Regions from separate parts of the Mus musculus genome. Here region 2 is linked to region 1. The links are chromatin loops, found by intact Hi-C in ENCODE. Cell type or tissue: heart. All regions are shown on one strand. Links, peaks and the distances in the headings refer to the core of each region. The heading gives the core; the rest is flanking DNA.

The links. A loop is a pair of places that touch in the nucleus more often than their neighbours do. Peaks named below come from ENCODE experiments on the same cell type or tissue, not always from the same donor. Only the 100,000 strongest peaks of a DNase experiment are listed, where the experiment ranks them.
Region 2: a loop joins it to region 1, with 2.1 times the contacts of the local background. A loop is called at or near these places in 3 of 42 quality-filtered maps.

What each region holds. Positions count from the first base shown.
Region 1 is chr3:68,865,732-68,873,489 of GRCm38, forward strand. 1110032F04Rik (RIKEN cDNA 1110032F04 gene) reads left to right here and starts at 3,855. Exons shown (of 1, transcript NM_001167996.1): 1 at 3,855-6,432. The coding sequence starts at 3,977. The coding sequence ends at 4,720. In heart, for the core only: a CTCF peak has its summit at 4,660; a DNase peak (open chromatin) is centred at 3,980; H3K4me3 peaks cover 2,427 bases; H3K27ac peaks cover 2,542 bases; H3K27me3 peaks cover 850 bases.
Region 2 is chr3:68,716,181-68,723,938 of GRCm38, forward strand. No RefSeq gene overlaps it. Among named protein-coding and RNA genes, the nearest start is that of Il12a, 29 kb to the left of the region's middle. In heart, for the core only: CTCF peaks have their summits at 1,347 (motif pointing right), 2,462 (motif pointing right) and 4,289 (motif pointing left); no DNase peak of the experiment used is centred there.

The DNA of each region.
Region 1 (7,758 bases), core at 1,820-6,819:
GTTTAGTTACTGAAAGCCTGTCTATAGCAGCAACTCTTGCAGTCCAAGTGACACTGCTTTTTCCGAACACTAGAGAAGTTAGATGAAGAACCATGCCACTCTGGAGACTTAGCGTTATAAACTTTCCTTTGCCCAAAAGATCTCTGCCTCCTATTTTTTGTTCTGTTTTACAGAGATATTTTTTCTAGAAAGATCTTCTAAGCCAGTATCATCCCCATGGCAGGCCAAGGTGAAAGCTTTGCATAGTGAACTTTTCCATAAGCATTCATCGATGGCAAATCGTTTCATTATTTTGACTGTTTTTCTGTTGCATCCTAAACCCTCTTAGTAAACTCCCCGAGGACAGAGAAAGGCTTGATTTCATAACATCCCCAGAGTGGGACCGAGTACTTAACTCAGATAAGGGCCCACATTAAATATTTATTGAAGGAGGAAGGGGAGAAATATGATATTAAAACCCCAAACAAACCCAAAGCAGATTATCTCGGGTCACAAGTCATTTCTAGGAAGGCACATTCATGCAAATATTTACAAAACCCTTAACTGTTATTCAGGGAAGACTTATTACAAGTGAAGGAAAGCCACAAAAGGAGGGTATTTAATAAATCAATTATAGTAATGAGATGTCAATAGGAAGGGCCATGCTGCACACCCTGAGTGCTTCTTACAGTCCGGATTGTTTACATGTTCCAAACTGCCCATGCCTAGACATTTTGAAGAAGGGATGTGAAAAGGTTAGGGTTGTTGTTTCTCAGGCCTGAAGGCAAGAAACCCTGGGCAGCACACATGAGAGGAAATGACCTTCCGTTCTCGTGTGATGCGCTATGCATGATGGATTCATGATGGATCCACTTGGTTTATCTCAAGCTGTCAGGAACACATCTGTCACTATGAGCAGCTCAGCTCATGTTCTTAAGTGTGTGTGTGTGTGTGTGTGTGTGTGTGTGTGTGTGTGTGTGCGCGCGCGCGTGTAAACCAGAGGTTGATATCAGGTGTCTTTTTAGTTGACAGCTACCTTATTTTTCGAGAGTCTTTTTCAAAACTTAGAGCTCACTGATCCTAGCAAGCTTGCAGGACCTGGCTTTCTTCACCTCCTCAGATCTGTGCTGACCCACCCAGCTTTTTATATGGCTGCCAGGGATCCAAACCCAGTTCCTTCCCCAGCTCGTAATGTTCTTTATTTTTACCAAACTGTATTCCAACAAAGCATGCATTTTAGATCAAAGTCAGTCACCTTTCACTATCTTCCCCCACCCCCGTGTACTTATTAGCACAATCTAGTGCAAATTTTAACAAAATGCACTTTTTCCTATGAAACTCCTATGAGACATGTGATTAACTTCTGTCTTCCTGTCCTACTCATTTGCAAGTTAGATATAAGCAAAGGCATCTGAGGAATGAACGCAGCAACGTGGAGCACTCGGATTGCTCTTCTTCCCTTCGGAAAGCTGCACACAATGCATTAGTCTGCAAATAAAGATGGATTAGGTGAAACCAAGGGCCCCGAGACTCAAGAGTGTCTGCAGAGGGGTCTAAGAGATGACACTTTGGGACTACCAGTTTGGAAAACAAAAATAAAAACTCCGTTCTATACTCACTTTCCTTTGCTTTCATGGAAGCAAGGCTTCTCAGTATTTCATTTTATACAAGGCCTGTGTTCTTTAACTGTGTCCTAAAGATCTGCCAACAAATTCTAACTCACTAAAAGAAGACAGAAGCGAAACAGGTTAAACGTCATTGTTTAGGGTCCAGTGAGATGCCTGGAACTGTAAAAGTGACCACTGCCAAGGCCAGAGACATGAGTCTGATTCCTGGGACTTCCATGGGGGAAGAAGATAATTCCCCCCCAATAAATATATAAAGTGTAATTTAAAATTTTAATGCCTTTGTTTCAAATTTCAAGACACCACCCAGCAGGCCGCCCTCCTCTTTTCATCAATCACAGAGTCCCCCCTCCCTTTCCTTCTGCCATTGCTTCTGCTAGGACTGGCAGAAATCCTAGGACCCCTAATTCTAAAAACCCAAGGAGACCCTGCACTTCTCTCATGGCATATCAAGCCATGAGCTTCCCTTAGCCTGAGACTATTAAACACATCAATTTTTATCTTAGCTTAGGGCAAGTTATGAAGAAGGAAGACATTTGGCATTTGTTCTCTCTGATCAGTTGAAACTGGTATGCAGAACTGGGGTCACCCCACTCTTGGGAGGCTATTATTTATTCATCAATTAGCAGGATTCCCCAAATACAGAACATACTCAGTATACATTCTCAATGTAAATTCGGGAAAGGAATGGGGGAGACTGAAAATAATACAACAGGCACTTTATCAGAGTCAATCTCTTGACTCTGACATTCCCCTATCTGGCTATAGCTTGAAAGCATTGTCGATTTAAGCTTTATGGACTAGGCCTCAGTCCTTCCCGCAGAGCACAGCCAGAGAATGCTTTGGCTTCACAAGAACTTAGCAAACGCCTGGGCTTAGGGAGGTTTCACAGACACTTCTCCTAGAAGAGAAAGCATCGTCGTTTTGAAGTTCAAGCAAAGCATGGTGTTCCCACCAAAAGAAGAACCAGAAGACTTTGCACTTAAGCTGGCCCATGGTTGACCTCCATTAACCCCACCCCATTCTGCTTGCTCTCCTCCTCTCTTCAGAAGAGAAAGCCTGGGTCATAGCTGAGTCTGTTCGGGCACTGTATGTCCTTTTACTTATTTTCTCACACCAACCTTGAAAATTCCCTATTAGTTTTCCTCGTCAGTGAGTCCTTCTGTGTAAGTGTGTCTGTTTTATACTGCCTCAACCAAAGCAGCTTTCTCAGGGGCTCCACCACCCAACAGATATATGCCCAAAGGGTCTGGATGCGCTGAGCTTTCCTCCAGGGGTGGGTGACATGAAGGGAAACGGACCCAAGTACTATTTGGAAACAAAGTACTTGTTTCCTTTAAAGTCAGATTTTGCAAACAAGAATAACCTTGAAAAAGACCTTCAGATCGCGCTCAGGAACTTGGCCAACCACTTACTGCTCCCCTCCGCCTTCCTACATAGGCTATTTATGCTGCAGGAGGGAGCCCCTGCACCCCACAATTCTGCTGTCCTCTTTGAGTACAGGAAAGCCGAGGGCTGGGTCAGGTGAGTCTCTGAGAACTAAAGGTCTTCTTTCTTCTCCTTGGTGAGCAGGGTCACCTCAACAGAGTGCTTCTCGGTCCCTCTGGGGCTACCTCTGTGGCTGTAACTTGAGCCTCTCCAAAGAATTCTTACCTGTTCTGGAGTTTCTTAGGGTCCGCGCTCCCCAACAACCTGGACCTACCTGTCAGCAGAACTATCCAGCAATTCCCACCCTAGAACCTTAGGGCAGCAATGGGGCTGCACTGGCCATTAATGGCCATCATTCATTTTTAATCAGAAAGATCACAAGAAAGATGGTAAGCGGAACCCGGTCCGAGTCAATTTAAATAATATTCCCGGGGAAATCCAATCACTTAAAACTGAGACACCTACGCTAGTGAGAGAGCGCGCCCCGCCCGTCTGGCGAGGAAGAGCGCGCCGGCTGAATTAATCAAGATCAAGGGGCTCCGGGGCTGAGAGCTCAGCCTTAACCCTTCCAGCGCCGCGGGGTACCCAGGTGCCGGAAGAAGAGCGCGGCGGGCAACGGCCGAGATGCCCAGAGAGACCCAGCGCAGGCCGGCTCTGTTCATCTCCGCGGCTCCGCACGCTTCTCCCGGGACCCTGGCGCCCAGGCGCTACGGCTCGAGGTCACAGGCTCCCGAGGCGGCGACAGCGGTGAGCAGCAGCCGCCTCCCGCAGCCTCGGCGCGCCCCGGGCTCCTCCTCCCGCCCCAGCGTGGCCAAGTGAGCACCGCTCGGGCCGCAGGTAGCCGGGGCGCGGGAGGCGGCGCGCGCGGGACCCATCGCAGCGCCGGGGCCAGACGGAGCTCCGAGCCTCGCGGTCCCGGACGCCAGCGGAGATCTGCGCCGGCCATGTGGGGTCCCGGGGTCACCGCCGAGGGCCTGTCGGTGGCTCCAGCGCCACCGCCGCTGCTGCCGCTGCTGCTGCTGTTGGCGCTGGCGTTGGTGGCGCCCTCGCGGGGCGGCGGGGGCTGCGCGGAGCTGGCGTGCGGTGAGCGGGAGCGCTGCTGCGACTCGGCCAACGCCACGGCCGTGCGCTGCTGCAAGCTGCCGCTCCACGCCTTTCTGGACAACGTGGGCTGGTTCGTCCGCAAGCTCTCTGGGCTGCTCATCCTGCTGGTGCTCTTCGCCATCGGCTACTTCCTGCAGCGCATCATCTGCCCCAGCCCACGCAGGTACCCGCGTGGCCAGGCGCGACCTGGCCAGGCACGACCCGGGCCTCCCGGGGGTGCGGGACCGCCGGGGACGGCGGGGCCACCCGACGACGACGACGACTCGCCCGCTCTGCTGCGCGACGAGGTGGCCGCGGGCTCGCAGGACTCACTGTTGGATAGTGGCGGTGGTCGGGGCCGAGGAAGTGGCGGACGCCTGCCTCCCTCCTGCGTTTCGGAGCACGAGCTGCACGTGGTGTCACCGGTGTTTCTCCAGCTGCCCAGCTACGAGGAGGTCAAGTACCTGCCCACCTATGAGGAGTCCATGCGGCTGCAGCAGCTCAGCCCAGCGGAGGTCGTGCTGCCCGTGTCGGTGCTCGGCCGCCCGCGAGGCGGCAGTGCCGGGGACTCCGACGGCGGCCAGGTCCGTTTCCCGCTCATCTGAGTTCAGGGAGCCTCATGGGGATCGCCCGGATCCTACAAGGTTGGGGGCTGCGGGTGGCACGCAACAGCTGGTGTGTTGGCGGCCGCCACTGACTGCCTCTGACCACACCTAGCATCCCCGTACAACCTGTAGCCCCGCGCCTGGGTTGGGGTCAGTCCCCTCCCTCTCGCTTCCCGGGGAATCTGTGGTTTTCTATGTTTCTTTGGGCTCAAGGCTGGGCAGCTCGGCGGGGCAATGGCTTAGGACTAGCCCCCAGCTCTTCTTGGACGGTCGTCCCCGCCCTCTGCCATGCCTCCCCTTGTGTTCACTGTAAGTGCCTGCTTCTCCAATCCAAAAGAACAGGTAAACCGTTTGGTGTGTTTAGAGACCAGCGGCTTGCTTTACTGTTGTTAAAAGGGAAGGAGCATAGGTCCATTCCTTGCTCTCCTGCTTGGACCGGTCACGGTCTCCCAGGACATAATGGTGAGGAGCCTTTGGCTCTGGACCACGACCAGTGACTGCTGCATGCAGTCTGTAGAAGCAGCGCTTGACTGTGATGCGATCCCTTGAAAAGGACCCAGAAAACCCTTTGGTGTCTTCCTGGCTCACAGTTTTGTTGGGGAAGGGGTACCATGATGGATGGCTTAGTGGCTGCATCTGTTCAAGATGTCCAGACCGTATTTGTAATGTGGTACCAGCGGACTTTGATTTTTCAGTATGTAGACTGTTTATCTTTGTCCTTTATTTTTATATTTTGTCATGCATTAGACAGTTCAACAAATTGACAAGATAATCAGTTTTGTTTTAGGCCAGTTACTGTCAAGAAATCGCCCACGTGCTGTCACTGTTTAATACAGTGTTGGACATCATTTCATTAAGCGGAGGTCAGGGTCAAGCAGGAAATGTGACATAAAAACATGAAGGATATCTTATTTTCACTATTTGAGAATATATTTTATTTTTAGTACTGAAGCATAATACATAACTTTTTATAATAACTGTGTACATTATGTAGCCTGGCTCTGAACTGTATCATTCATCATGGAATCATGTAAAAGGAATATATATATATATATACCACACCATGTAGCAAGATGGCTTGCCTGTATTTCCTTCTCTATTTTTCATCTGAGATACATTCTGCAATGTGATTCTAAACATAAAAATGGACTAGTAACTTTCATTTAAGTCTGAAACTTTTCAGTAATGTCCAAAGATGGATTCACCCAACCTATGTTTATTAAAATTAAGTGGTATCATTTTACTAGATTTACCATTCTGGGACATTCCCTTTAAGGAAAGGGTAATAAGACACATTTTAATGCATCATGTATAATGTACATATGGTAATGTCTGTGTACACTATATACATTGTATGCCATATAGCTGTGGTGGCTTACGGCTAGCATGGGAGGAAAGGGTGGCAAGAAGTCCAGCTTCCTCTGGAGAAGCGTGAAGTATACCAGTTGTCAAGAAAGATTACCCACATGGGTCTATGATTGAAGAAGCTGGGTGGGCCCAAGAAATCTCCAATTAGCTGGTTTGGATTTTTTAAAATGATTTGATTACTTTTAACTTTTAAAGGGTGATTGAAAAAGTCTGATGTCCTGGGAACTTTTTTAATGTATGGATTATAATAAAAAGAATGGTTTGCTTTAAACTTCTCAAAGCTAATGACCCTGTCATTAAAGAAAATCATCTGAAGTGTATTAAAGCAGAAAAACAGTAAACTATTTCTCTGTGCATTTTTATTTCTTTTTAAAAGACAGGATCTCAGTTTGTAAACCAGGTTGGCCTGGGACTCTCTCTGTAACCCAGGCAGGCCTCAAACTTAGCCCTGTCTTTTCAGCCCCGTCTCCCAAGTCCTGAGATTGCATGTGTGAGCCACCATACCAGGCTCTGTACAATTTTATCAGATTTACTCATATTAAAATGTGAAGTATGTATCTCTCGTTGAAAAGCAATTTTAAACTGTGAACTGAGAGGCGAAAAGCATTAGTAGTTGAGACTCTATTAACTGAAAGTGACACAAGATTAAACCAAACATAATTATATTGAATTATATATTTATGTTACTCAGATATCGCACATTGTGCTGTACATGGCTATCAGTAATCATAAAATGAGCTTATTTTTAGGGCATATATATCTTAGGCAAATGAATTCAAGAGTACCGTGTTTTCCAGAAAACCTCAGGCCTTCTCACCATTCCGCCCCCCACCCCCCGACAAAAGATAATAAAAATTCCAAATATGGTAACTCATCTATAATGCAGAAGTTTACAAGCTAGATGAACATATACATGCAAATAATGTGCATATGTGTAATCACAGGCTGTGTGAGATGCAATTTGTTATGAGAGTTCACTATCATAACCAAAGGGGAAAGGTCTTCTCGAGAGAGAATGAGTTTTAAAAGCCCAGTAATTGCCACATTCTGCAAATGCACAGGTGCTCCAACCATGCAAATGACATTTGCAATTATGCCAAAGGGCATGAAGGTTCGTTCTATAGAAGGAAAAGGAGATGCAATTGGAAAGGCCAAAGGCAATATAAAGGAAATGGCCTCTCTTAACAGTTTAAAAGGCAATATGATAAGTACCCCGATATCCATTTTTGTACATAGTTTCTCTTAAGTGGAATTCAGAGCTGAAATGGATATGTTATCAGCATGAATGTGATGTTCAGATTTATACAGTATTCTATAATGGCTTTTCATAAATTGTAAATAACCTGGATTTCCTGGTTGAGAGAAAGAGTGTGTGTGTTGAATTTTGAGTAACAAGCCTGAACCATCTCTCCAACGTGACTCGTTGGTAGTAGAAAAAAACCCTCCTTCCTTTCATATGGCCAATCACAGAAATGAGGATGTAGTGATCCCTTTAAAACACCATAAATATCATCAAGTGTTAAATAAACCAGTACTTTGGTTATTCATAAAAATCATATAGAGCCTGATTTTACTTACTTACAAAATTCACTTTTAATTTTGGGGGACGACACTTAATGCTTGTCCGTAACCCAAATAGTATCAGCTAAGCTTTTAGTTAAATATCCCCG
Region 2 (7,758 bases), core at 1,339-6,338, 150 kb before region 1:
TCTGTAGCGCATGCCAGACAACTGTGTTTGAATTGCTCTGTGCGGAGAGAGTTCTGGGAAAGGCTGCTCTGTCAGTATTCAGTATTTCTTACCGGTGTTTATTGACACGTTTTTCTGAACTCAAACAACCTCCATTGCTTTCTTTGTTACGGTCGCATATGAAAGTACAGTGAAACAGGAAAACTGCTGTTTAAACATCAGATGGTAATTCACCGCATTCATTCGGTCCTCAGGTCTCAGTCCAGCAGACAAGATCTGCACAGGTCGACGAAAGTCTACAGGAGATGTAGCTCAGAGGCGGGAGGATGGCTGCTATCACTTGCCAGATGAGACAGAGGGGTTACTAAAACAAAATAAACATTTCATTCTCCGTGTGTTTATGAAGCTTCAACCTGTACAAATGAGGGCAGAAGAGTCCTAGAAGCTCTGCATCTGCCTGTGCAGTATCGTCCTGCACACTGGCAAACACCGTGCTCGCAAAGCTCCTTTTGGATACCTCCATGTACTTACTACGCTTGGACTCAGCTTCCCTTCTACAAGATGGCCTCCGGTAGCCTTACACATCCTTGAAGGGAGAGTCCAAAACCATAAATGAATAATATCAATTGGCTATTGTCTTAGCCCAGAAAAGGGCAGATGTCGCACGTATCTCATAAGGCACAGACTTACTTAATGCTTCCAAGAAATTAAACTAGCTGGGCTACTGAGACGGGTGTATCCTGTGATCACAAGTTCAAGGCCACCTCGGGCTATGTAGTAACATCCTGTCTTTAAAACGATTAAATCAGGCTGGAGGATAGCCAGTGGACAAGAACACTCACTTTGCAAGCATGAGAACCCAAGTTCGAATCCCCAGCACCCATGTAAGAGGCAGGCATGATTTTGCAGGCATGATTTTACAGGCACGGTTATACGTGCCTGTAACTCCTGCATTGTGGAGTCGATATAGACGGGTCCTGAAGCTGGGCTCCCAGCCAGGCGGCCCCAGCAATCCTCCTGTCTCCGCCCCTCACAGCGCTGAAGTTACAAGTGCTTGTGACCACATCCAGCTTTTTCTGTAAGTTCGGGAGGTTCCTACTCGGGTCCCCAAGTTTGAGTAGCTCTCTCTCCGCAACGCCAGCTCCCCACCCTACCCCCAGACTGATTCCTTTAATAGAAATATGTTACTGCTTTGCTGATTGATGCTTATTTGTATTCTATCAGAAGACTGGGTTCAGGGTTAACAGAATGGGATCATTCTGAAAAGCATCATTAGAAATAAGTGCCACTCACAAGCAAGGGAGGGGCATTTTGATGCAGAGGTTTTGAGAGCTAAGAGCAGTCAGAGCAGCCAGACATGTATCTGGAAGCCCACTAGATGGCGCCATTCACTCCTTCGTGCTCACAATTTAAAAGAGCCTTTAAAAAGTTACCTTAAGCTGGGCGTGGTGGCGCATGCCTTTAATCCCAGCACTTGGGAGGCAGAGGCAGGCGAATTTCTGAGTTTGAGGCCAGCCTGGTCTACAGAGTGGGTTCCAGGACAGCCAGGACTATACAGAGAAACCCTGTCTCAAAAAAAAAAAAAAAAAAAAAGGTTTCTTTAATTGTACAGAATTATGGGGCCCATTGAATAATTTGAAATGTGTATACAATGTATATTGTTCATAAAAGGAGAATTAACATTTCTATCTTGTTAATTTTTTCAAAATTTTGATTAACGTAACAATTGTGCATATCTGTGAGGTATATTGTGAGCAAGCTATGCAAGTGACATAGATGAATTTCACATCTTCCTACAATGTCAGGTTATTTAAAAGCAGCAGACTTAAAGCTATGCCCAACCTTACGTCACTGAGAGATGCTTTGACGTGGTACTCGTGGCCATTAAAAACATGGCTTCCCCCAGTATTAATGACCAATATTAACTCTCAGATCATACATCAATTACACACAGTGACATAAGGGAAGGTTACGGTGGCTGGTTGCAACAGGGTTAGAAAACCTTGCCGAAACCAGGGTGTAGAGCCGGGATAGTGATACAAAGAGCCGTTGGAGTGGACAGAGGATGTAACAGAAACATTTTGCATGCTGACTTAAAATTAACTTTAAAAAATTATATTAAGGAACCCAAGCTCAGAGCTGGCTAGGCTCAGGGCTACTTTAGTATCCAGCTAGTTCAAGATATAAAAACTGGCCAAGCATCTCCCACTGTCGCAGAATAGCATTTCTTAAGACAGGCCCTAAGGACCAGCGTGATAAATACATGCATCTCATGTCTCAGGAAGACTCTTCCTGGGCCTGAGTCAGAATCTCCTAGGAGTGGAGGGACAGACAGGAAGAACACAGTGTTTAAACATATGTGTACTCATAAGCTCTTGTTCTTGTGTAATCGGGGTTTGTTTTATGGGGTTTTTTTTTGTTTGTTTGTTTGTTTGTTTTGTTTTGTTTTAGTTTTAGTTTTGGTTTTTTTAATGTCTATGAGTATACTGTAGCTGTCTTCAGACATACCAGAAGAGGGCAGCAAATTCTATTACAGATGGTTGTGAGCCACCATGTGGTTGCTGGGAATTGAACTCAGGACCTCTGGAAGAGTAGTCAGTGTTCTTAACCACTGAGCCATCTCTCCAGTCCTCACTTAATAATTTTAAGACGTCTATGAGAATCATTTTTACCAAGGCAGAGATTCAGGCTCAGAAATGTTAATTAACTACCTCAGGATCACACAGCTTGAAAATAGAAAATGATACTTTTGCCGCTGGCCACTAACAGTTCGTGCCTTGTTTCCCCTTCTCCCCTCTGCTGCACCCTGTAGTGTCAACTGCCATAGCATGGTACAGTCCCCTTCCCTACAAGAATTGTCACACACTGAATCCTCCACGCATTTATTATTTCCCAAGCTTCGTGGTTCTAGAAAATACACGAGCTCTCTCATTTCACCCGTAGGTCCTCCTGCTATTTAAGTTGCTGTTCTAAAGAGCTTGGGGAAACACGAACTTGAAACTGGGAGATATGGTTTCAGTGATAGTCCTGGAAAAAAAAAAAAAACGGATCCAGCAGCTGCAACCTTTGCATCTTGTAATACAGTCTCTACACATGTCCATTTTATTAAACCAATTATAGGAGCATGCAGAGTGAACCAATCTTACACAAAACAGGTCCTCTTAAAAGCCAGATCTGCATCCGTGGCAAAAGCATACTTTTCCCTCAGCCAGCACTGCATACCCTGTGCTGGATACTAGTGCTTTTGTCTCTGTGCTATGAGAAAAGACCTGGCAAGAAGTAACTTCAATGAAGAGGGTTAATTTTAAGCTTCCTGTTTATAGGGGGCCAACTCATTCAGGTGGAAAAGCGAGGCAGCCAGATGGAGAGGGCGCTGATCACGTTTCTTCTTGTTGTTGATGTTCCTTCCCCCCCCCCCTCGTATTTAATTACATCTAACAGCCCAACTCATGGACCGGCACCACCCACATTCAGGGGAGGTATATCCTAAAGTCCCTTGAAATGCCAAGACCCCCTCAAAAGGAGCGTTTTCCTGGTGATCCTAAATCCAGGCAGGCTGACCATGAGGATGTCCTAACACACAGCCCTTTATCTCCTCTGTGGATAGGAGAGAATGAGAAGCTCTCAAGACCCGGTGGAGCAGACAAAACATAGGCCAGTGAGCTTTAGCTTCCAGACAGGGAAAGTCTCACAGCGAGAAGGGGGGAGCCAATATGCAGGGAGGCCTGGACACCAACAGCCAGACCAGGAAGCTGACTTGTCCCCATGGGTTTTAGTTCCTTGGGGGGCGGGGGAGGGGTATCGCACATACTACAACAAAGGAAGAGACATTTTTATGTCAGCTCCATCATCCCGTCACTCCATTGGATATTTGCTACAGTTCCAACTTCATCATAAACATAAAATCACCTCACAGCTATCCAACTCCAGAGACCCTAGTCTCAATGGAAGGAATACTCAAACCAAAAACCTGCTGTCGGGGCTCTGTAACCTGTCCGACTTTAAAACTGCAGTAATGAAAATCAGGTATACTCTTGGGAAGCATAATGAAGATATTTTCCATACACTTGAAGAAACAAATGACCAGTTTTATTTAAATATCTGCAAGTAGGTAACACCGAGTTCAGCCATGGCTGCAACCGCAAGGCACTTGGCCACGTCTCCATAGAATGTGCACCGGCTGCATCTTAGAGCCTGGAACAAGGACCCCAACCTTCCCATGTTCCGAGGGACTTTCTGCTCTGACATCCTCAAGCAAGCACACTGCATGCCCGCCTGGAGCCCGGCGCACTGCCACCTCCTGGTCAGGGGAGAACTGCAGTTCGGAGGACAGAGGGTCTTGGCCAAATCCACACAGGCTGCGATGGAGAGCTGCCCTAGAATTAGAGAGAACCACGTGTACAGCAGGCCTGTCTTCCATACCAGCACCTTGGCCTGACTTTGTGCATCCTCAGAGACCTCCCGTGGATGTACAGAGACCCCAGGCCTGGGGGCCCGAGGCACATCGTCTCTGCGTTCCTGCCAGGCTAGGAAGGCATACCTAGTGTGGCTGTATTTGTAAAGCAAAATCTGGGGTGCTCTTGCCTTCCGGGTTGATGGTAAGAGAGCACTGACTGACTGTTCCTGAAGAGGCTGCAACCTATCCTACACGTACAGACTGTGGGCCTCATACTCCGGTCCTGAGGATGTGCGCACTGGTTGTCACCAGTGGATAACGAGGCTAATTGTCACTAGGAGGTTCTGTGCCCTGTAGGTGCAGAGGACAGCTGCAGGAAGGGAATCAACTGCGAAGGCGGTACACGCTACCAGTAAAGGTAACCTGTGGGACAGTATAACCTGTGGGACGCCCTTTCACAGAGTGCGTGCGGGCTCTCAGAATGGAACCGCTGTCCCGCCCAAGGCCCTTTGTGTTCTGTCCAAGACTCTGCGTGCAGGCACCGCACCAGTGCTGCACAAAGCATACCTGCCTGCTCACAAGCCTCCCAGTGGGCTGCCCTGGGCTGATTCACAGGTTCGTGTCCTGAAGCTGTTTGTTTGCTTGTCTACACTCTGCAACCTCGGGAACCCATTTGGTAATGTTCGGGGTTCTGCCAAGCAAAAGGATACTGTGGTTTGAATGTTCAGTCCTTTCCAAACCTCATGGACTGAGGGCTGGCTTTCCCGGCGTGGATTAGTGCCCTGGTAAAGGGGCTTCAATTCTACCATATAATGACACCTAGAGTCCTCCTTGACCTTGGTTCCCCAACCTCCAGAACCTGAAAGAGATGAATTTTTGTTCTTCATAAATAACCCAGTGTGAAGTTTAGTCTTCATTGTTAACATTAGAGCCGTAGTTCTCAACCTACGCGTTGCAACCTTTTCGAGAGTTGCAAATCACGGATCCAACATAACAGATATTTACATTACTATTCAAAACAGTAGCAAAATTACAGTTATGGAGTAACAGCGAAATAATTTTATGGCCGGGGGTCACCACAACGTGAGGGTTAAAGGGTCGCAGCATTAGGAAGGTTGGGAACCACTGCTCTAGAAGATTCGGAGTCAGCAAGGAAGCTCACCGTTTTGCATGTCTGTGGGGACTTTAACTGAGAAAGGTTTGACTGAGGAAGCACCCTGAATGTAAACGCCGCTCCACAGGCTGGGTCACCACACAGATTAAGTCCGAGAGTGTGAGCTGAGTGCACCCCTTGCTTGCTGAGTTCCAAAGCAGTGTGGCCAGCTGCCTGTCACTCCTGCTGCCGCGGCTTCTGACCACGATGGGCCGACTGTAGCCAGGAACCATGAGCCAAAATTAAACCCTTCCTTAAGACGCTTTTGTGATGGACACACGCACACACGGATACTCACACGCGCACGCTCACACACTTGATCCATCAGGCTATGTTATTTTCTTATTGAATGCCAAATGGACTGAACAATGTATCAGTGCTATTCTGGGAGGAACAGAGAGCGCCTATTGCCCCAATTACAGCTGTCTTCTTCCACATCTGGGGATACTTCACCTGGAGTCCATGAGACATGTCCTGCCCCAGGAGCTCCCTCATTTGCTTCTTGAGATTTATAAACTTTCTGAAGTTCTGTAAGCAGCTGTTAAGCACAAATGCCTGAATGCAGGTTTTCTTTTTTTTCTTTTATAATATTTTTTATTAAGTATTTTCCTCATTTACATTTCCAATGCTATCCCAAAAGTCCCCCATTACCCCCCCCCCACTCCCCTACCCACCCACTCCCATTTTTTGGCCCTGGCTTTCCCCTGTACTGGGGCATATAAAGTTTGCATGACCAATGGACCTCTCTTTCCAGTGATTGCCAACTAGGCCATCTTTTGATACATATGCAGCTAGAGATAGGAGCTCCAGGGTACGCGGTTAGTTCATATTGTTGTTCCACCTATAGGGTCTGAATGCAGGTTTTCAACCAGTTCAACAGAGCTATAAAATCACTTTCCCCCACATTTACACCTTAAACTAGGCATTGGGTGAGAAGTAGAGCATTTTCCCTAACATCAGTAAGGTCCTAGCCTTGATCCTCACTACCATATGAAAAACAAAACAGATAAACCATTGGTTCCCAAAACTGACAGCAAATCTAATCACTCAGAGAGGTCCTAAAATCTATAAACCTAAACTGGCAAAATCCAAAATGTTAAGTCCAGTTTATATTTTCTACCACTGAGAAGTTTTAAAAAGTGGTTCTTTGAACCTTTCCAAGCTGATAACTATCTGTATTTAAAAGTTACAAATCAAGTCAATAGTGAAACAAAGTCTGACCTGCCTTAATAAACATTCCTATATGACGTTGTGGAGATCAGGGCAAGGCCACCTCAGAGCCCCCAGAATCCTCTGTTCTGTGAGGAACATCAGCCCAGCAGGCTCAGGGGCCTTAGATTCGGAGTATCAGAATATCTCTGTGCTCAGGGACTTACTGTGGAAGTGTGGACCACCAAGTTTGCATGTTCAGCCTCCTGGTACACACCATTATACAAACGCCTTATGGTCTTCCTTAGAAATAAATGCTTGCAAAATTAAAATAAAAATGCATACTTGGTTTCAAATTATTGTCATTTTCATCTGTGAGAACCAGGAAGCAAATAAATCGGCCAGCTGTTTAGATTGGAAAATAAACGGAATTTATGTTTCCTATATGGGACTCTCCCTCTTCCTCCTCTATGTTCCCTTTTCAAATCTACTGATTTGGTTTAATTTTTTAAAGTGCTTTTCTCGACTAGCTTTTAAATAAATTATTTACCCCCTGAAGATGTTTTAAACAAGGATCCAGCCAAAGCTAATGTAAGGAAATCCTGAGGAATTTACAGCACAAAATAAAAGCCTCCCCCCCCCCTTTTAAACAAGGCTACAGACATTTAAGGAATAATGGAGAAAAAAATTCAAATTTCAGTTTCCAAGGAGAAGAAATAAGTACAAGACAACCCACCATAGATAGATAGATAGATAGATAGATAGATAGATAGATAGATAGATAGATAGATAGAACCTTCTTCAGGCAGCAATTCAATCACCTGTGTGTGCCTATAAGGGGGTTTACTAACTCCTGAGCACTGTTATATAGAAAAACCTAAGGCATGCTGGGTTAGAAAAGGACTTAAAACAACATGCTACATAGAGTGTTAAGTGACTGTGCTGACATGAAGGATCTAGTTGAGGTACTTTAGAAAGCAAGATGTATGTCTTAGTTAGGGTTTTACTGCTGTGAACAGACACCATGACCAAGGCAACTCTTATAAGGACAACATTTAACTGGGGCTGGCTTACAGGTTCA